Linked DNA regions of Homo sapiens: all the other regions are linked to region 4. Evidence: chromatin contacts called from ENCODE Hi-C or POLR2A ChIA-PET data. All regions are on one chromosome and are shown on one strand. Each heading gives the region's core, a stretch centred on a gene start or an enhancer-like site at or near the end of the contact. The rest is flanking DNA. Distances are from core to core; before and after follow the strand shown.

Region 1 (3,316 bases), core at 457-2,956, 490 kb after region 4:
AGCTCATTCTTCCTCATGACCCTATGAAATGAGGCCTATTATTATCAGCATGTTAAAGATGAGGACACACAGAGGTGAGGTAATTTGTCCACTGTCACACAGCAAGAAAGTGGCAAAGGCAGGATATGAACCAGGGGCTGACTGGTTTCAGTCAGGGCCCTTACCCTCTGTGGTCTCTCAAAATTAATTTCTTCTTCTTCTTTTTTTTTTTGAGACAGGGTCTTGCTGTCTCCCAGACTGGAGTGCAGTGGCATGACTATGGGGAACTACAACCTCGACTTCCTGGACTCAAGCGATCCTCCTGCCTCAGCCTCCCAAGTAGCTGGGAGTACAAGCACACACCACCATGCTGGGCTAATTTTTGTTTGGACAGGGTCTCGCTATGTTGCCCAGGCTGGATAAATTATTATTATTATTACTATTTTTGAGACAGAGTTTCCCTCTTGTCGCCCAGGCTGGAGTGCAATGGTGTGATCTCGGCTCACTGCAACCTCTGCCTTCCGGATTCAAGCGATTCTCCTGCCTCAGCCTCCCAAGCAGCTGGGATTACAGGCGTGCACCACCACACCCAGCTAAGTTTTGTATTATTAGTAGAGAAGGGGTTTCACCATGTTGGCCAGGCTGGTCTCGAACTCCTGACCTCAGGTGATCTACCCTCCTCGGCCTCCCAAAGTGTTGGGATTACAGGTGTGAGCCACTGCGCCTGGCCGATAAATTATAAAAAAAAAAAATACGTTGAAGTAAATATTATGGGTAGTACCGCCAAGATACTAGAACACATGTTAAGGCTTAAAAAAACAGAGGCCGGGCACTTTGGGAGGCCGAGAATAGCTTGAACCCAGGGGACGGAGGTTGCGGTGAGCCTAGATCGTGCCACTGCACTCCAGCCTGGGCGAAAGAGCGAAACTCCGTCTCAAAACAAAACAAAATATAACACAACAACAACAAAATCACAATCTGTCTCGATTACTCATTTATTCAACCCGCATTCACCTACTGTGTGCACGAGCTTTTCTAGGGCACTGGGGAGGCAGAAGGGACTAAAACAAAGTATAAATCTCCCTGGGCTGCAAGCATCGGGAGGGCAGGTCCGGGGGCTCTGTGTCCCCACTGGGCCCCCAGCACTGCGCAGCGCACACAGTGGGCGCTCACCAAGCGCTCGCTAAGGGCAACGCGTGAATCCGTGTCCCGCCAGCAGGGCGTTTACGGCCTGGTGGGGCGGAAACGGACCCGACACCACCGCGGCGTCCTGGGGCTTCTGGGAATCCCATCAGCGCGGCCAGAGCGGCCGGGGACAGGCTCCGAGGCAGGCCCGACCCGCCTCCCCGGCGCCGCCGTGGCTCGACGGAGACCAGCTAGGGTGAGTGATCGAGCCACGCCTGGGGTCCCGGCCTGTCACCCCGAAGTCCCCGCCGCCTTCCACCCTGTCAGGCTCCAACTCTGGGCTCCGGCGCGGTCCCACCTCCGGGGGGAACTCCCCTCCATCCCCTCCATTTCCTTCATCCTCGACTCCCGCTATCTTTTCGGACCTGCGGCGCTCCCCCTGGACGCGTCCTCCCGCCGGACGACCGTCCTCCGCCTCAGGGGACGCGCCCAGGACGCACGGCGCCCCCTCCCCAGCCGGACCGGCGGTCTGGGAGCGCGGATCCCTTCAGCTCCCCCGCGCCCCAGCATCCGGATCAGGGCTCGAGGCAGTCGACAAACTACACCCGAGCTCGAGCAGGCGCGCCCCTGAACCCCCGGGACTGGGGCTGGGGGCGGGGGCGGCGCCGGCGCGGAGGGCCCAGTCCCCGGACGTCCGCAGCCTCCCATTGGCTCCGGGTCCCGCCGCTCGGCCTGGCGGGGCCGGGGCTGGTCCGCCCGGACGCGGGGCGGGGATTCCTGAAGCCCCTCCTCCGGCGAGGGCGGAGGGAAGAGGAGGAGGAGGAGGAGGAGGAAGGGGGTGGGGGGCGGAACACAAAACCTGAGAGGTTTTTTTTTTTTTTTTTCCGTTTGCATTTAATTAAAAAAAATTTTTTTTTTTTTTGCATACCCGAGGGGCGCTCCCCGGAACGGGCGCGGGCCCGGGGCGCGCGGGCCTGGGCGCGGGGCGGCGGCGGGGGCCCGGCAGCGGCTGCCGAGCGGCCGCCATGCGATCAGGCAGTGCGCTGACCGGCCCGGCCGGCCGGCCCCTTCTGGGTCCTCCCTTTGCAGCCCGTGCGGGGCCGTCTCGGAGACCCCGCGCCGACGGCTGCTCAAACATCAGGGTGAGTTTCTCACAATGTAGCAATTTCTCTTTAAATCTCTTAACTCTCTCTACCTGCGAGTCGGGGCTGTGACAGGGCGCAAAAGCGAGGGGGGAGTGGGGGTTGGCGGCGAGGGTGTGTGTGGGGGGAGCCGGAGCCGGGGCCGAACCCACCCCCGCGACACTCTCACACTCAGCCCCCCAGCCGGGGCGCAGCGCCCGCTGCCTCCTTTTTTTTTTTTTTTTTTTTTTCCTGCTCGGCGCCCACCGCCACCGGCACCCCCAGCCCCGCGTCTCTTCCACCACCGCCGCCGCCCCGATCCTATGGGGACCCCCCCCCAACCGGCTTCCCTGCCCAGACCCGGCGCCCAGTGCCTCCCCGGCCCTCCCGCCGGCTGCCGGGGATACAATGGAGCGGCGGAGAGAGGAGACCTAACGTTCCACGGGGGGAGGGGCGCGGAGACCCCCTCCCCGTCCCGGCCCCCTCCCCTCGCCCCGCTCCCCGCCTTTCGGGGAAGGCGAAGGCCACCGGGCAGCGGGCGGTGATCTCCCGGCCGGAGGCGGAGAGCCTGCATCTCCCCGCCTCGCTCGGCCCCTGCGCCCCCTCCCCAAATCCCTCCCGTGGGTGTCGCGGACAGTGGGGGGCCCTGGAAAGCTGGGGAGGGATGGATGGGGAAGGAGGCCACCGGGGCTCCCCCCTTCGCACCGCCCCTAAACAATGAAAGGAGTTGACTTGACCCCCAGCCCCCGGCAATAGAGGGAGGTGACCCCCTCCCCCACCCCCAGCTGAGGCTCATCCCGGAGGGGGCCGTTACGGGGGTGGGGGGGGTGAGCGCCTCCTGTCACTTCCCGAGGTTCGGGGCGGCCCCCCATCTCCTACCCCTCGGCCTGGGAACGGGAGGCACCAGGCCCGGCCGGGGCACCGCGCTCGGGTGGTGACCTTTAGACAAAGGCAGCCCTTTCCCCGGGGTGAGCCCGGACGAGCTGGGCCTGCGGCCTCCCCGGGCCCCTGCGGAGGGCAGCCAGGCCGCGGGCACCCGGAGGGAGGGATGGAGGAGGAGGGAGGAGGGATGGAGCCATCTGGTTTTCCCA
Region 2 (3,455 bases), core at 477-2,976, 290 kb before region 4:
CATGGAGAAACCCCGTCTCTACTAAAATACAAAAAAAAATCAGCTGGGTGTAGTAGTGGTGGGCGTCTGTAATCCCAGCTATTCAGGAGGCGAGACTGAGGCAGGAGAATCACTTGAACCCGGGAGGCAGAGGTTGCAGTGGGCCGTGATCACGGCACTGCACTCCAGGCTGGGTGACAGAGCGAGACTTCGTCTCAAAAAAAAAAAAAAACAAAAAAAGCCAGTCACAGTCTGCATGGAACAGAGGAAGAGCGGGTGGAAGATGAGGTCAGACAGAGAACAGGGAGCTGGTGAGTCATGGTGAAGATGTTGTCTTTTAGTGAGTGTGGCAGGAGCCACAGAAGGGATTTGAGGAGGAGAATGACATCATGTCACTTCTGTCAAAGGATTCTGCTGCCATATGGGGACCTTTCTGTTGGGGACAAGGGCAGAAGCAGCGAGGAGGTGACTGCAATTTTCCAGGTGAGAAATGATCATGGCTAGACTAGCTCTGGGGGTTCAGACTTTGTTTTTGTTTTTGTTTTTGTTTTTGTTTTTGTTTTGAGGTGGAGTCTCGCTGTGTCTTGTCCAGGCTGGAGTGCAATGGTGCGATCACGGCTCACTGCAGCCTCCATCTCCCAGCTTCAAGCGATTCTCCTGTCTTAGCCTTCCGAGTAGCTGGGATTACAGGCGTGTGCCACCACACCTGGCTAATTTTGTATTTTTTAGTAGAGACGGGGTTTCACCATGTTGGCCAGGCTGATATCGAACTCCTGACCTCAGGTGATCCGCCTGCCTAGGCCTCCCAAAGTACTGGGATTACAGGCGTGAGCCACGGCGTCCAGCCTTTGGGGGGTCCGACTTCGGGTGCATTTTGAAGGTCAACAGGATTTCCCCTGGATGGGATGTGGGGTGTGAAAGCAGAGAGGAGTCATGAGCCCTTTCTAAGTTTCCAGACAGCATGCTTGAACACACGATGGTTTCTCTGGGGCTCAAGGACATTAGGCTACTCCTGGCCCTTAGCGTGTAGCTGTACACAGGAAGTGTCCTGCTGTGCTGTATTAATTAAAGTGGATGTTGTCAGCCGAGTTGGAGACATCCCGGGGGAGGAAAGGCCGGGCTGACCCTGGTTAACTTCAGGCAGGTGTCAGGCATGCAGCGAATGTCATCTTCCGCCTCTCATTCTCCCTCTGGGCTGGGCCTGCCTCTTCTTTCCCCAGCTAGCAAATAAATCATCTCTCCCATCTCCACCTGGAATTCATTCTCACTCATGTTTAATGAGGCTACCACACCCTTCTGCCAGGTGTGTCTTCACCCAGGTCGCTGATAACTACAAATAGGTTATATTTCAACTCTTTTGAGTATGCTGTGAGGTAGAGATCCAATTTCCTGCTGCGTGTGCAGAACAGAAGACAACTGTCTCAAACAAAAAGAAAAACCAAAACAATTATTTTAGGCCTGGCGCAGTGGCTCACACCTGTAATCCCAGCACTTTGGGAGGCTGAGGCAGGAGGCCGAGCTGGAGCTCAGTAGTTCGAGACCAGCCTGCGCAACATAGGGAGACCCCTGTCTCTGCTAAAAATTTTAAAAATCAGCCTAGCGTGGTGGTGCACGCCTGTAGTCCCAGCTACTAGTGAGACTGAGGCAGGAGTGATGGCAGTGGCTGCTGTCATTACACCGGCTGCAGCAGGGAGGTGCGGCTGGGGCTACACACTCCATGGAGCCGGTGGAAGCCCTGCCCCTTCTGAGCTGTGGTGGGAGTTCCCCAGATGCCACTGCAGCCGCCCAAACCGCCACTGTGGATTGAGCCTTCCTGTGCTCTTGCAGGGGCCAGAAGTAGGTAGGGTCTGCCCTCCCGGGTGCAGCTGCAGCTGCCCCCATGGCTGCCAACCTAGGCCTCCAGCTCCACAGAGTGAGCAAGAGCCGGGGACAAGTGGGAGCCCCACCCCTTCCGAGTTGGCAGGGCAGGAGCTCCCCGGATGCAGCTGTGGCCGCCCTCTGAGGCTGAGGACCTGGGCCTCTCTGCAGCCTGCACTCTCAGAGGCCGGGAAGGCCCCCCCAATCTCTGCAGACTGCTGGGTGTCTTCTCCTGCTGCCTGGCCTCTCTTCTCTCCCAGCGCCAGCTCTGATCTGGGATCGGGGTTGGGGTCCAGTCCTGGGGCCATGAATGGCAGCAGGAGGCAGACGGATTCCTGGGCAGAAGTTGGTGGGGGGTCCCTAGTAAGGCCCCACCTTCTTGCCAGGGAGGGCCTGAAGGCTGGGGGCCAGGCTGCCAACCCCACAGACAAGAGTGGGGACTTGTACCTCCTCTGGGCCCACGCATGGCAGCCCATGGACCAACCAGCACGTACTTCCTCCTCTCTGAGGTCCATAAAAGCCCCAGGCTCCACCAGAGCAGGGCAGAGGGCAGAGGACAGAGAGACAATGGGATTACCACCTGCACAGAGGAGCTACCCTCTCTACTGAGAGCTTCAGAGACCTGCAGAGACGCCTACATGACCTGCCTGCCGAGAGGAACCACCCTCTTCAGGGCCTCATCTCTGCTGAGAGCTGAACACTCGATGGGGTGACCTGCCTACTGAGAGGAGCTGCCCACTGACGGTCTCCTCTGAGCTGTTCTAAGACTAAATAAAGCTCCTATTCATCTTCTTCACCCTTCACTTGTCTGTGTACCTCATTCTTCCTGGACACAGGACAAGAACTTGGGCAAAGGCACTGCAGCCACAGAGGTTTCTGGCCAGAAAAGCAACACCCCAAAGATCCCGTAACAGGAGGATCACTTGAGCCCAGGAGGCGGAGGCTGCAGTGAGCTGAGATTGCACCACTGCACTCCAGCCTGAGTGACAGAGCAAGGCCCCAACTAAAAAACAAAAAACAAAAAAAGCCCAGATATTTTATAATAAAAAAAAAATTTTATGGCTGGCCACGGTGGCTCACGCTTGTAATCCCAGCACTTTGGGAGGCCAAAGTGGGCAGATCACTTGAGGTCAGGAGTTTGAGACCAGCCTCACCAACACGGTGAAACCCCATCTTTACTAAAAATACAAAAATTAGCCAGGCATAGTGGCACACGCCTGTAATCCCAGCTACTGGGGAGGCTGAGGCACGAGAATTACTTGAACCTGGGAGGCAGAGGTTGCAGTGAGCTGAGATCGTGCCACTGCACTCCAGCCTAGGCAACAGAGTGAGACTCTGTCTCAAAAAAATAAAATAAAATAAAATAAAAAATAAAGTGAATGGGAAGACACAGAGTCTAGCACTCTAGAAATCTGGGTTCCAGTCTCATCTGCTCATTGTGTGTCCTTGGGCAAATGATCTTCCTTATCTACAAAGAGGAGATAATACTCAGAATTGCAATGCTAATACCAAGAGCCACTTCACAGCGTCATTACAAGATTAAATGGGATTATGCCTTTAAAGCCTTGGAAGCTGCTGGGCCTAGAGCAGGAGCTCCCCCTAACAGTTCAGAAGCTTCC
Region 3 (3,174 bases), core at 610-3,109, 450 kb before region 4:
GAGAGGGAGACTGAAGGGCAGAGATGGGGAAGGTGAAGGGTGAAAAGGGGAGAGACCGAGGGCAGAGGGGGAGAGGACACAGCTACCCACAGCTACCCCAACCTCATGCCTCGCATTCTCCTTGTCAGGATGGAAGGCGCCTTCCAAGCCGAGCCAGCTTGGGGTGGGGGGAGCTAGCGAAGGCCCCCACAATCCGTCTCTAACTTTGGGAGGGGGTGGGGCCTCCCACAGCTGTTTCTGTTTCCAGAAAAGAATGTGCAGGGGGGTCCCACTCCTGAGAGGGGGAGGGGCCGGGCGTGCAGCCCCGGGAGCCTGGCTTCAGTCTTCCTCCCCACTCCCCATCTGGGGAGGGGGCGGTCGAGGTCAGCGGCGGGGAGAGCCCCCTCCACTGCCACCTCGGCTCAGGTTTCCCGAAACGGGAAGCTCTGGCCACACACAGGCTTGGGGATGGGGATCTGCCGTGGAGCCAGGGTGTGCGGGCTGGGGGGAGGGGAAGACAGACTGAGCCTGGGACGTCGGGCAAGAAGAAGAGAGCGAGGTGCAGACAGGCAGGAAGGGAAGGCCAAGGAGACAGATGCAGAGGGACACAGAGATCACAGAGACAGAGAGACAGGATGAAGAAAGAGAAGCAGACACAGAAAGTCACAGGGATGTGGCAGGACGGAGAGAGTGACAGAACCCAGGACGAGATCGGGAGACTCAAGGAATGACATAGAAAGGGGAGAGGCATGGGGCGTCCTCAAGTCATTCCGGAGACCTCTGCCCATCTTCCACCATGAGAACACCCAGAGTCCAGAAGTCTCCCCCAGGCGCTGCCTCGACCTGCCTCCCCTTGGGTCAAGGAGAGCTGGGGCCAGGTAGGAAGCAGGGGAAGTGTCACCAAAGGGTCAAGATCCCAGTGGGGGGTCCTCAGGGACTGTGAGCTTCCTCTCAGCAGTGGTCCCTCCCTCTGGAGGCCCTGAGATTCCCCTCCTCCCACCCCGCCCCCTCCAGAGATCTCCAAGCACACCAGGACTTAGGGAAGATGGAGCCCTGGTGGCGGGGCCCAGAGAAGGGCATGTTTGGAGCCTGGCTGTGTCACCTTGGGTGAGTCGCTTGCTCTCTCTGAGCCTCAATTTGTTTCTCTGTTAAATGGGGACTATCACCCCGTTTCCCAAGCCGCAAGAAGACAACGCCTGCAAAGTACCCGGTCTCGGGTTTGACACATACTTGGCGCCCACAAGGATTTTCTTTGGGGAAGGGGTGTAAGAGACAGGGCCTGTGTTTCTCACGAGGCCCCAGTGGGGGCGATGCAGTTCCCCCTCCCCCGATTTGGGGGCGGGGAGGCCAGGTCCGGCCCGCCGCCGGAACTCCGGGGTCGCCAGCCCCACCCCCTGTCCTTTCTCACTCCCTGCCTACCCGGGTCCCCAACCCCCGCCCGGTGTCTGAGCATCCAACCGAGACAGACAGACACAGACGGGGGTGGAGGGACGGACGGACAGGCAGCCCCTTACCAGCTGCTCCTCCAGGGCCGCTGCGGCCCGGCGCGCCGCCGCCGCATCTTCATCCTCATCGGCGTCCTCCTCGTCCTCGGCCTCGGCGCCCCCCATTCCGGGCTGGGCCAGCCGCAGCGCCTGCTGCACGCGGTACTCCTGCCTCTCCCGGAGCCAATGTAACTCGCAGAGCCCGGCCAGGCTACCCTCCAGCCAGCCCCGCAGCCGGCCCCGCTCAGGGCTCACCGGGAACGAGAAGGCCCGGATCATGGCTGCGGCCCCCCGCCCCAGCCCGGCCGGGCCCCGCGGCCACCCCTCTCCCGGTCCCACCTCCCCGCCCCAGCAGCCTGCCCGCCCGCCCGCTGGCCGGGCTGTCACCGTCTCATCTGCATAGGCGCCCGCCCATTGGGCCGCCCACCCGCGCCTTATCTGCATGGCCACGCCCCCGGCGACCGAGCAACAGCCGCCTATTGGCGAATAAGCTTCCTGACGAAGACTCTCGGGCGTGCAACCGCACCGCCCAACACGACGCATGCTCGCAACTGCCTACTCACTCCGCTCGCCACGCCCCCTCCGTGCAACTGCCTCGGGGCCCTGGCCACGCCCCCCCACGCGTCACAATGAAACAAGCCCGCCCTTGCTTCAATGCCATTGGTCTGTGCCTGGCCGGTCCTGCAGCAGGTTCCACCCTCTTGCGGGCGAGCGCTGGCTACCATTGGACTGTCCGGCGCGAGGGGAAGGGTGATCTATAAATAGGGAATGGGTACACGTGACAGTTTGGCAGCTGCTCCTACCCCTCCACCCCGCCCAACCTTCAGCTTCTGAGGCTGCGCAGGGGGAGAAAAGGGTTAGGGGGTCGAGCCCTGACTTCGCCTCCTCTTCCAAGAAGCCTTCCCAGACACTCAGCTGTAAAACCAGACGGACGTCCTCCGATGAAATTGTTTCTACTTAGGGCCGGCTTCACCGGCTTGGAATCCACTTAGAAGGGTCTTCGCGCTTGGTTGAATGTTCTGCAATTTCTGTCTTGAAATTTTTAGTTTTTGAGCAAGGGGCCCCTTATTTTCACTTTGCACTAGGCCAAATATGTAGCCGGTCTTGCTGCTAAGAGTCTAAGATCGATTGCATTCCAAATTCTGGAATTATAAGACCCTGGGTGGAAGATTCTATGCTTTGACCAGAAGAGAGTCTAAGCAGCTTTTGTCTCCCAGGTGCTAGGAGGATGTGTGCTCATCATTCTTCCATTCCAGGGGCCTTTGTTCTACGTTCTAAGGGGCTTTGTTCTCAGCCTTCTATGATGCTCTATTCTCAACGTTCTCTGGTCCTAGGAGTCTGAGCCTGACATTCGTTTCCAAGGCTTCCTGCTGTCTCTCCAGGCTCCGCAAGCAGGGCTGGGGCACCCTCAGGCGGCCAATCTGTATCACTACGCCGAGCCTGCCTCTACCAACTTCCAAGACCTAGCTCTAATATTCATACTCATCTCTCAGACAGACCTTGGCTCCCTAAAAGCCAAGGCCCAGAAGATCATACAAGAAATTCCCTCTTTTATGATTCCCCGTGCACGAAGTGACCTTCTGGTGGTGAGATGGAGAGAAATTGATAGTGGCGATAGACAGCAAAGTCTCCAGGAGCCAGACTTCCTCGGGGTGAGTCACAGATCTGTCACTTTCCAGCTGTGTGACCTTGGAAAACTTACTTAACCTCT
Region 4 (3,653 bases), core at 817-3,316:
TTCTAGGGGATAGCTAAAAAACACCCCCCGCCAAAAAATACAAGTGCTATAGAGCACCCACCCAAATGACCCCCAATTACAAGGATGGAGAAGGGACCTGAATGAACCCCCACCTTCTGCCTCCTAAGCTAAAGTACCTATCATCCAAGTAGGACAGGGTGTGCCTCCCCCAGGAGAAAGGATACTGCCGGGGGCTGGGAGACCCCCAACCCCAAACCCCTAAGAGCGGGGCTGTTGTTCGAGATCCCCCCAAAAAGGGTCCGGAGCCCCTCCCCCATCCCCTTCCCCGAAGCCAGGCGACGGGCAAGCGGGCCCGTAGCTGCCAGCTCCGGGCGCAGGGGCAGCCAGGACCCCCGTGGGTCTCCGCAGCACCCCCCACGGCGCCCCCTCCCCAGGACAGGCGGACGGGCGCGGGGGGTCCGAGGGGCGCCTCCTCACCTTCCCCTCAGCATGGCGCCCAAAAAAGACAGAGCGAGAGCGAGGGAGAGCGGGCGAGCGCCGCGAGGGGGGGGAAACGCATGAGGCCGGGAGAGAAAGCAAGCGAGAAAGAGCGAGCGAGCAAGCGATCGAGAGACACCCACCGACCCCGCCCTTCCTCCTCCTCCTCCTCCTCCTCCTCCTCCGCGGCCCGGCCCAACATGGCGGCCGCCCCCCTTCCTCCTCCTCCTCTTCCTCCCCCCGGGGACGCAGCCCCGGCCCAACCGGGGGCCTGACCTGTCGTCAGGGAGCGGGAGGCGGTGGTGGAGGAGGTGCGGGGTGGCCGGGCGGGCGTCGGGGGAACACGGAGGAGGCGAAGGCGTTGATGGCGGCGGCGGCGATGGCGGCGGCGGCGACTCTGATGGCGGCGGCGGGGGGGTCCCGGGCGCGGCCTCCATAGTTCCTTTGGGGGGGAGGGGATGTTAATGCACGAAAAAGGACTGCTTGGGCGTGGCGGGAGGGGCACACTTAAGCTCGGAGGGCTCCTGATGGGAATGGGGTATATATTTTTTCGGTTTCGGAATCACCTCTGCGCTGACCTCCGCGTAGGCCGCACGGCCTAGGCCTCGGAGGGCCGCTCGCCGCCTGCTTTCTCCGCAGCCCACCCTTGCGGTCACTCGCTCACTGGCGCGGGGCCCTCATAGGGGCGAGAGCCCCCCCCCCACGCACCCCCGGGGGGCGGGACACCCGGGAGACACGGACACTGGTGGGTGGTTGGGTGTAATTAGCGCGGGCCGCGCGCGATGGAGCAAGCGAAGGGTAAGGGGAGAAGAGGAGAGCGAGCGAGGGGGGTGGGGGGTTAAAAAGAAAAAAAGGATTTGAGGGAGAGAGGGAACGGGCCGCGGAGACGGGCCGACTGTCTCCCTTCTCTGCCCGCCCTGGGTGCCCCGGCTGCCCGGCCCCCGCCGCAATCAGGAATTGACACAAAATGGCGGCTCGGCCCGAACCAGCCTAGAGGCTGAGGCGGGAGGAAGGGTGAGATGGGAGGGGGAACTGAGAGGCGGAGGCGGAGGCCGTGTCACGTGCAGGAGAGGGGTAGAGACCGCTTGCCCGAAGGCCGGCGGAAAGAGCCGAAGGCAAAGGGCGAGGCCGAGGGGAGGCGGAAATAGCCGAAAGGAGCTGAGCAGGAGCGAGGAGGCGACGGGGGAGAGCCAGAAAGAGCTGAAGGTGGTGATATGGGTGGGGCTAGAGAGAGCATGAGAAACCTAGGGGAGCCATAAATAGCCTAAGCCGATCGGGACCGGGGAAGGAGGAGAAACTGAGACGGTCCGGAAAGAGCCGAAAGCGGTGTCCGGGTGGGTGGCAGGAGGTGGAAACAGCCGAAAGAAAAGCAGCCAGGGTAATGCGATTAAGAGAATGAGCTGAACGGGCGGGGCTGAAGGGGAGAATAAACGACTTTCAGGAATTCGCCGGAGAGCAAGAGGGAAAAACCGAAAATTGCTAGTTTGAAGGAAGGCGGGAAGAGCCAATAGTTTTAGGTGGGAGAATGGGAGGGAAGGAATTCAGGCTACGGAGAGGGAAAAAAAAAATAACCGAAAGCTGGAGGCCAGGTGCCGAGAGTCGGAGGTTTCCGGAGAAGCGATGAAGCCCAGCCAGCCCGGAGGTGACGTCACTCGACAACCCAGTCGATGATGTCATCATTGGATGCGAGAGGGGCGGGGCTTGGTAGTCCCTCAGGGGAGTTTAAGGACCTGGGGTGTAGGACCCATGGAAGGCTCTCAAATAGCAGAGCTAGAAACACTGGCCGGTGTCGTAGACTGTACAAACAAAATCTTTTGACCCTCATAACCGTCCTAACATAAGCTGCTGCTATTCCCATTTGCAGACTGAAGTTCGGTGTTTTAAGTAATCGGTTCACGGTCATAGGATTAGTTCTAAAAAGCACAGCAAGATTTTTTTTTTAAGAGACAGAGTCTTGCTCTGTCGCCCAGACTGCAGTGCTGTGACACGATCATACCTCACTGTAACCTCGAATCCAGGGATCTTCCTTAAATACTTGTTAGCTCTTTCTACAGTGCCAGTCCCTGTGATGGAGCATGGGAACAGTTTCTGTCTTCATGGAACTTAACCGATAATGCCCCAAGGGAGAGAAACAGAGTTAAAGAATAAAGGGGGTGGGTGGAGTGTTAGAGGAGGGTCTTGTAATTGTTCTTTTAGGCTGGTACATGAAAAAGAAGAGATGGTTCCAGGCAGAAGAAATACCTTATTTCAGGCGGGGCGATGTTGCTCACGCCTGTAATCCTAGCACTTTGGGATGCCGGGGCGGGCGGATCGCTTGAGCTCGGGTTGGAGACCAGCCTGACGAACATGGTAAAACCCCTTCTCTACTAAAAATACAAAAATTAGCAGGACATGATGGCTCACACCTGTAGTCCCAGCTGCTCGGGATGTTGAAGAGGGAGAATCGCCCGATCCCGGGAGGTCGCGAGGCTGCAGTGAGCCGAGATTATGCCACTGCACTCCAGCCTGGGCAACAGAGTGAGACTCTTGTCTCAAAAAAAAAAGAAAAGAAATACCTTATTTCAGGCCCTGACAAAGCAAAGACCACTTAGATTCCAGGAAGAGAGAAAAACCGTGTCAACAGTGATAAATCTGGAGACAGAGGCACCATGTGACTTCCTGGTATATTGATCCTACTTTTTTTTTTTTTTTTTTGAGGCAGAGTCTCGCTCTGTCGCCCAGGCTGGAGTGCAGTGGCGCGGATCTCGGCTCACTGCAAGCTCCGCCTCCCGGGTTCACGCCATTCTCCTGCCTCAGCCTCCCAAGTAGCTGGGACTACAGGCGCCCGCCACCACGCCCAGCTGATTTTTTGTATTTTTAGTAGAGACGGCGTTTCACCGCGTTAGCCAGGATGGTCTTGATCTCCTGACCTCGTGATCCGCCCGCCTCGGCCTCTCAAAGTGCTGGGATTACGGGCGTCAGCCACCGCGCCCAGCGGATCCTACTGTTTTTTAAATGTTCCAGCTGGCAGCGGGGCGTGGTGGCACACACCCATAATCCCAACACTTTGGGAGGCCGAGGCTGGCGGATCACTTGAGGTCAGGAGTTTGAGATCAGCCTGGCCAACGTGACGAAACCCCGTCTCTACTAAAAAGACAAAAAATTAGCCAGGCATGGTGTGGCGCGCCTGTAATCCCAGCTACTTGGGAGACTGAGGCAGAAGAATCGCTTGAACC
Region 5 (3,550 bases), core at 549-3,048, 330 kb after region 4:
CGTGCCCGACCTCTAAGTTCCTGTCTTTCTGTGTCTCTGTCTCTCTGTTCTGTCTCTGTTTCTCTCTCCAGTTCTGTTATTCTGTCTTCAGCTCTCCCTGTGTCTATCTCTGTGTCTCTGTCTCTGTCTCTCATGCTCTCCCTGCCACCCCATCTCTGGGTGTCTCTCCTCCATCTCCAGCCCAGCTGCTTCAAAGCGCCTCTAATTAGTGCCTGCCCATCAGAGGAAGGAAGAGTTTCCCTAAACACTAATTAGCCTCCTGTTCTCTGTCTTCTGAAGCCACAGCTGGGAGCTTGTGGGGGTGGGGGACAGAGGGTGTCCCAGCCTGGGGAAGCCATGTGGGGGAGGACAGGGCCGTAAGGTTGCAGCAGCAGGAGGGAAGCAGGTTGGACTATAAGAAGGACCGGAAAAAGCAGAAAGAAAACTCTCCATTCCCCCATCTCTTGGTGTGAGAGAGGGGTCTGGGATGGTGCCTCTCGCAGCCCCCAACCCAAGTTCTCAACAACCCTCAGACAGAGACCAAGCCAGACAGAGAGAGAGAAGGAAAGGTGTGGAGTGTGCCTGAAATATAAGCTGAGTCAGAGAGCGAGGTGCTGGGGACAGACAGCTGCAGATGAACAGAGACGCAGAGACCCAGAGAGAGACAGCCCAGGGAGTGAGAGATGCAGAGATGCAGAGGGAGAGACGGAGAGACAGCGAGAGCAGTGAGAAGCTGAGTGCTGCCCGAGGCGGAAGCGCAGAGGCTGGGAGGAGGAGGGAGGGGGAGCGCGGTGGGGACTCCGCTTGAGTAGGAGGCGCGTGGGCGGCACGGAGGAGGGAGACAGACGGGCATGCGGGGGCGGAAGAGAGCGGGCAGAGGAGGGGCAGGCGCTGCCTGCATCCTGGGCAGGGGGGTGGGGGAATGTGAGGCTTCAGGCACACATTGGGGGACACTCGGTCACCTGTGTAAGGGGTGGCCAGGGATCTGGGCGTGAGAACAGCCCTGACTTAATAATTTAGTGTACGTGTCCGTGATTTTATGTGTGTCTGCGTGTTTTTTTTCTTTTTTTGAGACAGGGTCTCACTGTGTCGCCCAGGCTGGAGTGCAGTGGGTGATCACAGCTCACTACAGCACCTAACTCGTGGGCTCAAGCCATCTTCCTGCTTTGGCTTCCCAAGTAGCTGGGACTACAAGTGCACACCACCATGCCCAGCTAATTTTAAACAATTTTTAGCAGAGTAGAGGCTGATCTCCAACTCCAAGGCTCATGCCATCCTCCCGCCTCAGTTTCCTAAAGTGCTGGCACTACAGACATGCGCCACCACTAATTAGAAAAATTATTTTTAGAGTAGGAGTCTTGCTATGTTGCCCAGGTTGCTCTCAAACTCCTGGCCTCAAATGATCCTCCTGCTTCGTCCTCCCAAAGCGCTGGGATTACAGGTGTTGACCACCACGCCTGGCCCTGCCGTGTGTGTCTATGTGTGTGTGGTGCGTATAAATGGCTTTGTGTCCAATCTGTAAACGTCTGTCTACATGTGTGTGTCTGAGTGTATCCAGCCAGCCCACCTCCCCAGACCCCATTTTCCTAAATCCCAGCCCTCAGGCTCCCCAGTGTCTCCCCAGGCCCTGCCCTGCCTTCCCAGGCCCCCAGATTCCAGCACCATCTTTTCCCAAATCCTCGCCCAGATTCGCGTTAGGTGCCCCGCTATTTCCCCAGGTTCTTCCTCATACCCAGAAGCCCCACCCCTTCCCTAGCTCCGCGCGCCCAGGCCCCACCCATCTTGTTAGGCCCCGCCTTCTTCCGCAGCCCACATCCATTTTCCCATTTCCTGATGTCGTATGTCCAAACCCAGACCCCACCTATCGCCCTGGACCCGCCCCCTCTCCACAGCCACCGACAGCGTCTCATCTCCACAAGCCTCTCCCCACATCTCCCTGGGTACTCTTCAGCACACACTCCACGAGCTACCAATTAAGGCCCCACACCGCTCTCCCCAGGCCCCGTCCCATCTCTCCTCACCTCGTCCCCCCTTCCTCCTTGGGGCCCTCTTCTCACCTGTCCGGCCACCCTTCTAGGCCTCGCCTCTTCATTTCACAGTCACAACCCCACCAGGCCCCGCCCACGTGGTAGACACAGCACACCTAGGCCCCGCCCCTCCCGAGGCCAAGCCCACTTTGGAGAACGATTCACTCAGGCCCCTCTCCTCCTGAGGGCCCAGCTGTTCAGTGAAGCCCCGCCCACGTCGTGGGCATGGGTCACAGGCCCCGCCCACGTTGCGGGCACGGCCACGCAGGCCCCTCCCCTCCCGAGGCCCAACCAAGACCCGCCCACTATGTGGGCATGGCTCACCCAGGCCCCGCCCCTGAGCCACATCAGGCCTCGCCCATTCCGAAGCCCCGCCCCTCTCCGGGCCGCCTCGGGCGTGCTCACATGGTCTCGTCGTCGCCAAACTCCAGCTCTCCGCACGCGTCCTCGTAGTGCACGCCGCCGCCGCGCGCCGTGCCGTCCACCGTGCGGTAGGGAAGGCGCACGGTGCCGCGCGCGCCCGAGCTGCGCACGACGCGCACGTCCACGGTGCCCATGCACTCGCTCACGTGCAGCAGGCGGTCCTGGAAGGAGAAGATGCCTGCGTGGTCGTCGTCCAGGATGGTGACGGTGGCCAGCAGCGGCGCCACCAGCCGCCCCTTGGGCCGCCCGCCGCCGTCCGGCTCGAACATGCCCTGCGCGTCGCCCACGCGCAGGTTCAGCAGCCGCACGAAGAAATGCTCGTCCTCCTCGAAGATGTCGTCGTCGATGATGCCGATGCGCAGCTCCTTCTGCGTCTCGCCTGGTTTGAACACCAGCGTGCCCTCGCTGCGGCGGGGTGGGGAGGGGGAAGAGCGGGGTGAGGGTCGGTCATCGGCTGTGTGTTGTACGGGGGGAGTCTGGACGTGCTTCCCAGAGGAGACGTAGGTGCCATAGAAGAACTCCCAAGTATGAGGGTCGACAGGCATTAAACAAGTAATACTGAGGGTGAATCGGGGTGGGCGTCCTGGAGGAAGGGCTGCAGAGCGGGAACAAGACAGAGTGGGCCCCTCCCCGCGTGGAACTCGTGAAGAGCAGAAGGTGGGAATTAAACAGGTAATGATAAGGTTGAGATCAGGGCAGGCTTCCTGGAGGAGGCATTAGCAGGTGGGCATACTCCAGGCAGAAGGAACAGCACATGCAAAGTCCAAGAGTTGAGAGGGAGCCTGGGGTGTTCTACATCCCTGCTTCTCAAACCTTAATATGCATATGAATCCCCTGGTGGAGCTTGTGAAAATGCAGATTCTGGTTTAGAAGCTCCCGGGTTTCTAGAATCGCATTTCTAACGAGCTCCAGGGGATGTCCTGGTCACATTTTAAGTGGCAGGGATATAGGACCCAGAAAGGACTCTGTCATTCCTCTGATAAAAACCCTTCCCAGATGCCCCCAAGAGGAAGTCCATACACCTTAACTTGGCATCACTCATTCATTCAACAAACACTCCTAAGGGCACCCGTTGTGTGCCTTGTGCCGAGTGGTGCTGGGGACACAGCAGTAACCAGGCC
Region 6 (3,488 bases), core at 581-3,080, 370 kb after region 4:
AGCCTGGCAACAGAGCGAGCATCTATCTCAAAAAAAAAAAAAAAGAAAGAAAAAAAAAGTGCAATGCTTTAAAAAACAAATGTAGAATCTGATTGTCTATGGACAAGTTCGTGGTCTCCAGTTAGCTACAGCTTTCCAACCTCAGCTGCATATGTGTGTGTGCACATGTGCTCCCTGTTATATTACATTTGTGCTTTCCATTCTCACATGACCTCTCTGGTCCCCAAAGGCATTTTAGTTTAATTTCATTTTATTTTATTTATTTATTTTTGAGACAGAGTTTCGCTCTTGTCACCCAGGTTGGAGTGCTGTGGTGCAATCTTGGCTCACTGCAACCTCCGCCTCCCGGGTTCAAGTGATTCTCCTGCCTCAGCCTCCTGAGTAGGCTGGGATTACAGGCACACACCACCATGCCCAGCTAATTTTTGTATTTTTAGTAGAGACGGGGTTTCGCCATGTTGGCCAGGCTGGTCTCAAACTCCTGACCTCAGGTGATCCGTCTGCCTCAGCCTCTCAAAGTGCTGGGATTACAGGTGTGAGCCACCGTGCCCGGCTGGCATTTTAGTTTTCAATCCCTAATCTAGTACAACCTCTTTATTTTCCAGAAGGGGAAACAGACTACAGGGGTCTGTAAGTAAAGAAGGGGTTCGAGAAGCCAGGGTTTCTACATTTACAGTGGAGTGGGCGTCGATGCGCAGGGGACACTCACTCCGCATGGCACAGCTGGAACGGAGTGAACTGGAGCTCCAGGTTCAGGCAGCTCTCTGTAGGCAGGGCACAGGCAGGTTAGCATGGGGGACCTGCTGGGGACTCTCTCCCTCCTCCCGTCCACGCCTCACTCACGGGCAATAGAGTCAAGGTTGTACTCAGAGCCGGGCTCGTAGTCGCAGTAAATGTTCAGGAAGGGGCTGCCCTTGTCCCCTGAATCCTGGCGGAGGACACGGGGTTCAGGGGAGGGCAGGGGTGGCAGGAGGGATCCGGGGCGGCTCAGTGGAACTCACCATGTGTGTAAGGAGGAGGGCGAAGGGAGGTGGAGGGGGCTCTAGGTACCTTGATGAACGTGATCCCCACAACCAGACCCCGCTTGGGGGGTGACTTGTTGAAAGTGTCGATGGAGACAATCTCCGCATCCACTGGGAGGGGAGAGTTCTAAGTTCAGTGTCAGGCAGACTCATGCTTCCAATCTCCCCAACATGGTGAGCTCTGGCTACCGCAATGATCATGCCCTCTGGTCTGAGTCCTGACCACCATCACCTGATCTCTGTTCCCTGGGTACTAGGGATCCTGACCTGTAAGTCTGAAGAATCCTGAAACCCTAGGCTCATCCGGGCCCCAACTATGCCTGCCCGCTGATCCCAGTGACCCCCTTAAAACCACCTGATCCCATTCTTCCAGCACGGTGACCCGGCTCAGACAGAGCCTCAGAAGCCTTCTCAACACCACGTTCCAGGCCCCCGCCCCCCAGCACCATAGCGCCACCCACCGGGAATGTAGTTGAACTGCAGCTCCTTGGCCACTGGCCGGATTTTCTGTCGGAGGTCTTGGTAGCGGAAGCCGAGCACCTTGCCTTTAAGGGTGGCGGCCAGCAGCTCCCCGCGCCCGCCGGCGCCGCCTGCCAGCCCGTACACATTGCTCTGCGACGAGAAGCGCGTGAAGCTGTCCTCGCGCAACGGACAAGGCCCCGCGGCCACGGCCGCCTCCCCCATCATGCCCCTCAGTTAAGCACCCTCTCCGCAGCCCCCGCCCCAACCCGCACTACCCAACCTACGACTCTCTAAGCGACCTGAACCGCCGGGTGCCCGGCCGTTGCGCGGGCTGATGACGTACGGAAGCTGCCGGCGTTGCCCTCTCCCAAGATGGCGGCCAGGTCGCCTGCTCGGGCCTCCCAGGCGACTTTGCCCCACTGCGCCCGCGCTCTCTTCTCCTTTCCATTTCTGGACCAAGGGGCTGCCATAAGGAGTCTGTGACTAGAGATGGGAGGTGGTGGCCACGGCCTCTCGCTGTATGCTGTGTGGAAGGTCGAATCATCATCATCATAAAACTTAATATTGCCCTTATGTGCCAGGAACTACTGTAAGTGCATTCCATCTAATACTTTATTAAAAATTCGCAAGGGGGTGGAGGTAGGTACTTAAATCCATTTTAGAGATGAAGGAATTGAGGCACAGAGGGGTAAAGTAACTTGCCTAAGATCACACAGCTAGTAACGAGCGGTCAGTACTGGAAACCAAACAAGGTAACTCCACAGTTCACTATTTTTTTTTTTTTTTTTTTTGAGACGGAGTCTTGCTCTGTCACCCTGGAGTGCAGTGGTGCGATCTCGGCTCACTGCAACCTCTGCCTCCTGGGTTCAAGCGATTCTCCTGCCTCAGCCTCCCAGCAGCTGGGATTACAGGCGCCACCACACCTGGCTAGTTTTTCTATTTTTAGTAGAGATGGGGTTTCGCCATGTTGCCCAGGCTGGTCTGGACCTCCTGACCTCAGGTGATCCGCCCACCTCGGCCTCCCAAAGTGCTAGGATTATAGGCGTGAGCCCCCTTGCCCGGCCTATAGTTCATAATCTTAACAGTATCACCTTTAAAATAATTAATACATTCTTCTTGCCCCCAAGGAAAAATGATCCAGCTATAATAACCACCTCCTTTATCGAACACCTACTTGGTGACAGTCATGCTGGCTCTGATAATCTGATTCCTTACAACTGTTCTGCAAGGGCCTACTGTTACCCTCCCTGCCGGTTCACTTATTCAGGATTCATTGAGCTTTTACTATGTGCCCGGACGTCCTTTGCAAATCTGTCTCACTAATCTTTGCAAGAAAGAAACCTCTACAAAGAGGTTTATTATCCCAGTTTAGAGAGAATCAAATGGAGGCTCAGAAAGAGTAAGTCCACTGACTGATATGCTAGCAAGTGGTGGGGACAGGATGTAAACCAGGTGTTTCCGACTCTGGGGCCTTCAGGGGTTCCTGTCTGTGCTGCTTTGTCCCTAGAAGGCCATGGAGGTTTGGGTACTATGTGCACATCTGTGTATCATTTCCAGAAGACATGGGTTGGCCAGCTGTCCTGGACACCTCGAGCACACACAGACTGCAAGCTCCATGAAGGCAGCAGGCTGATCTCCCTTGATCACGGCCTTATCGCCTGTACCTGGAACACAAGGCCTGACACAAAGCAGGCATTCAGAAAATATGTGTCAAAAATCACAAACTATGTGCTGAGCATGTAAGAGACAGCTCTTACATGATGGAAAGTTCTCAAAGGCAGACTGGATAACGGAGGTGGCAAGGAATTTGTGATGATTCCAGATTTCTGGATGTGGAGAGTAGAAGTTCCTGGAGGGCAGTCTGGGAATGCCGTCAGTGCTGCTGTATTCCCAGGGCCTGGCATGCAGCAGGTGCTTAGTGAATATTCGCTGAGGGAGTGGCACGTGGGTCTAGTGCCACTTCAGCAGTGCGTTTCCTTCAGGCGTCTTCCCGCCCTAGTAACC

The links. A loop is a pair of places that touch in the nucleus more often than their neighbours do. ChIA-PET counts read pairs that join two places held with the same protein, here RNA polymerase II (POLR2A). Pooled maps may share reads with other maps.
Region 1: a map of B cell shows a loop between it and region 4 (5-fold over the local background). The contact joins the promoter of BICRA-AS2 here to the promoter of ZC3H4 in region 4. A Hi-C loop is called at or near these places in 2 of 168 maps with a recorded cell type or tissue (B cell and naive thymus-derived CD4-positive, alpha-beta T cell), 12 of 37 single-sample maps with no recorded cell type and 13 of 50 pooled maps.
Region 2: a map of B cell shows a loop between it and region 4 (27-fold over the local background). The contact joins the enhancer-like site here to the promoter of ZC3H4 in region 4. A Hi-C loop is called at or near these places in 2 of 168 maps with a recorded cell type or tissue (B cell and transverse colon), 3 of 37 single-sample maps with no recorded cell type and 6 of 50 pooled maps. POLR2A ChIA-PET finds 5 or more read pairs at or near these places in 8 of 52 experiments (A549, A673, GM10248 and 5 more).
Region 3: a loop to region 4 is called in a map of B cell, with 16 times the contacts of the local background. The contact joins the promoter of DACT3 here to the promoter of ZC3H4 in region 4. A Hi-C loop is called at or near these places in 1 of 168 maps with a recorded cell type or tissue (B cell), 2 of 37 single-sample maps with no recorded cell type and 11 of 50 pooled maps. POLR2A ChIA-PET finds 5 or more read pairs at or near these places in 5 of 52 experiments (HCT116, HepG2, PC-9 and 2 more).
Region 5: a loop to region 4 is called in a pooled map, with 3 times the contacts of the local background. The contact joins the enhancer-like site here to the promoter of ZC3H4 in region 4. A Hi-C loop is called at or near these places in 1 of 50 pooled maps. POLR2A ChIA-PET finds 5 or more read pairs at or near these places in 3 of 52 experiments (RWPE1, WTC11 and activated B cell).
Region 6: a pooled map shows a loop between it and region 4 (7-fold over the local background). The contact joins the promoter of NAPA-AS1 here to the promoter of ZC3H4 in region 4. A Hi-C loop is called at or near these places in 1 of 37 single-sample maps with no recorded cell type and 7 of 50 pooled maps. POLR2A ChIA-PET finds 5 or more read pairs at or near these places in 3 of 52 experiments (CD4-positive, alpha-beta T cell, H1 and activated B cell).

Annotation. Positions count from the first base shown.
Region 1 is chr19:47,606,923-47,610,238 of GRCh38, forward strand. It overlaps BICRA-AS2 (BICRA antisense RNA 2), which reads right to left and starts at 1,707. Exons shown (of 1, transcript NR_186352.1): 1 at 951-1,707. BICRA (BRD4 interacting chromatin remodeling complex associated protein) reads left to right here and starts at 2,212. Exons shown (of 15, transcript NM_001394372.1): 1 at 2,212-2,246. RefSeq lists silencers at 1,217-1,296, 1,367-1,416, 1,467-1,546, 1,607-1,986, 2,097-2,146 and 4 more.
Region 2 is chr19:46,819,830-46,823,284 of GRCh38, forward strand. No RefSeq gene overlaps it. Among named protein-coding and RNA genes, the nearest start is that of SNAR-E, 9.1 kb to the right of the region's middle. RefSeq lists enhancers at 1,741-1,860, 2,031-2,090. Within about 2 kb of position 1,727, at least 11 of the 41 ENCODE cell types and tissues checked have a DNase peak (open chromatin) inside an H3K27ac peak, as active enhancers do; they include B cell and transverse colon, where a contact is called at or near this core.
Region 3 is chr19:46,659,323-46,662,496 of GRCh38, forward strand. It overlaps DACT3 (dishevelled binding antagonist of beta catenin 3), which reads right to left and starts at 1,860. Exons shown (of 4, transcript NM_145056.3): 1 at 1,494-1,860. The coding sequence starts at 1,742. DACT3-AS1 (DACT3 antisense RNA 1) reads left to right here and starts at 1,042. Exons shown (of 3, transcript NR_040042.1): 1 at 1,042-1,086. RefSeq lists silencers at 1,658-1,907, 2,118-2,237.
Region 4 is chr19:47,111,710-47,115,362 of GRCh38, forward strand. ZC3H4 (zinc finger CCCH-type containing 4) reads right to left here and starts at 2,067. Exons shown (of 15, transcript NM_015168.2): 1 at 2,011-2,067; 2 at 715-880. The coding sequence starts at 875. RefSeq lists enhancers at 244-972, 973-1,700, 1,580-1,739, 1,980-2,209 and silencers at 340-829, 1,080-1,169.
Region 5 is chr19:47,445,398-47,448,947 of GRCh38, forward strand. SLC8A2 (solute carrier family 8 member A2) reads right to left here. Exons shown (of 10, transcript NM_015063.3): 4 at 2,412-2,834. Among named protein-coding and RNA genes, the nearest start is that of SLC8A2, 25 kb to the right of the region's middle. RefSeq lists silencers at 814-863, 2,070-2,139 and an enhancer at 1,250-2,175. Within about 2 kb of position 1,799, at least 2 of the 41 ENCODE cell types and tissues checked have a DNase peak (open chromatin) inside an H3K27ac peak, as active enhancers do.
Region 6 is chr19:47,482,452-47,485,939 of GRCh38, forward strand. It overlaps NAPA-AS1 (NAPA antisense RNA 1), which reads left to right and starts at 1,831. Exons shown (of 4, transcript NR_038452.1): 1 at 1,831-2,073. It overlaps KPTN (kaptin, actin binding protein), which reads right to left and starts at 1,768. Exons shown (of 12, transcript NM_007059.4): 1 at 1,484-1,768; 2 at 1,051-1,133; 3 at 844-928; 4 at 710-764. The coding sequence starts at 1,709. It also overlaps a transcript of NAPA not described here. RefSeq lists enhancers at 1,693-1,982, 2,013-2,142.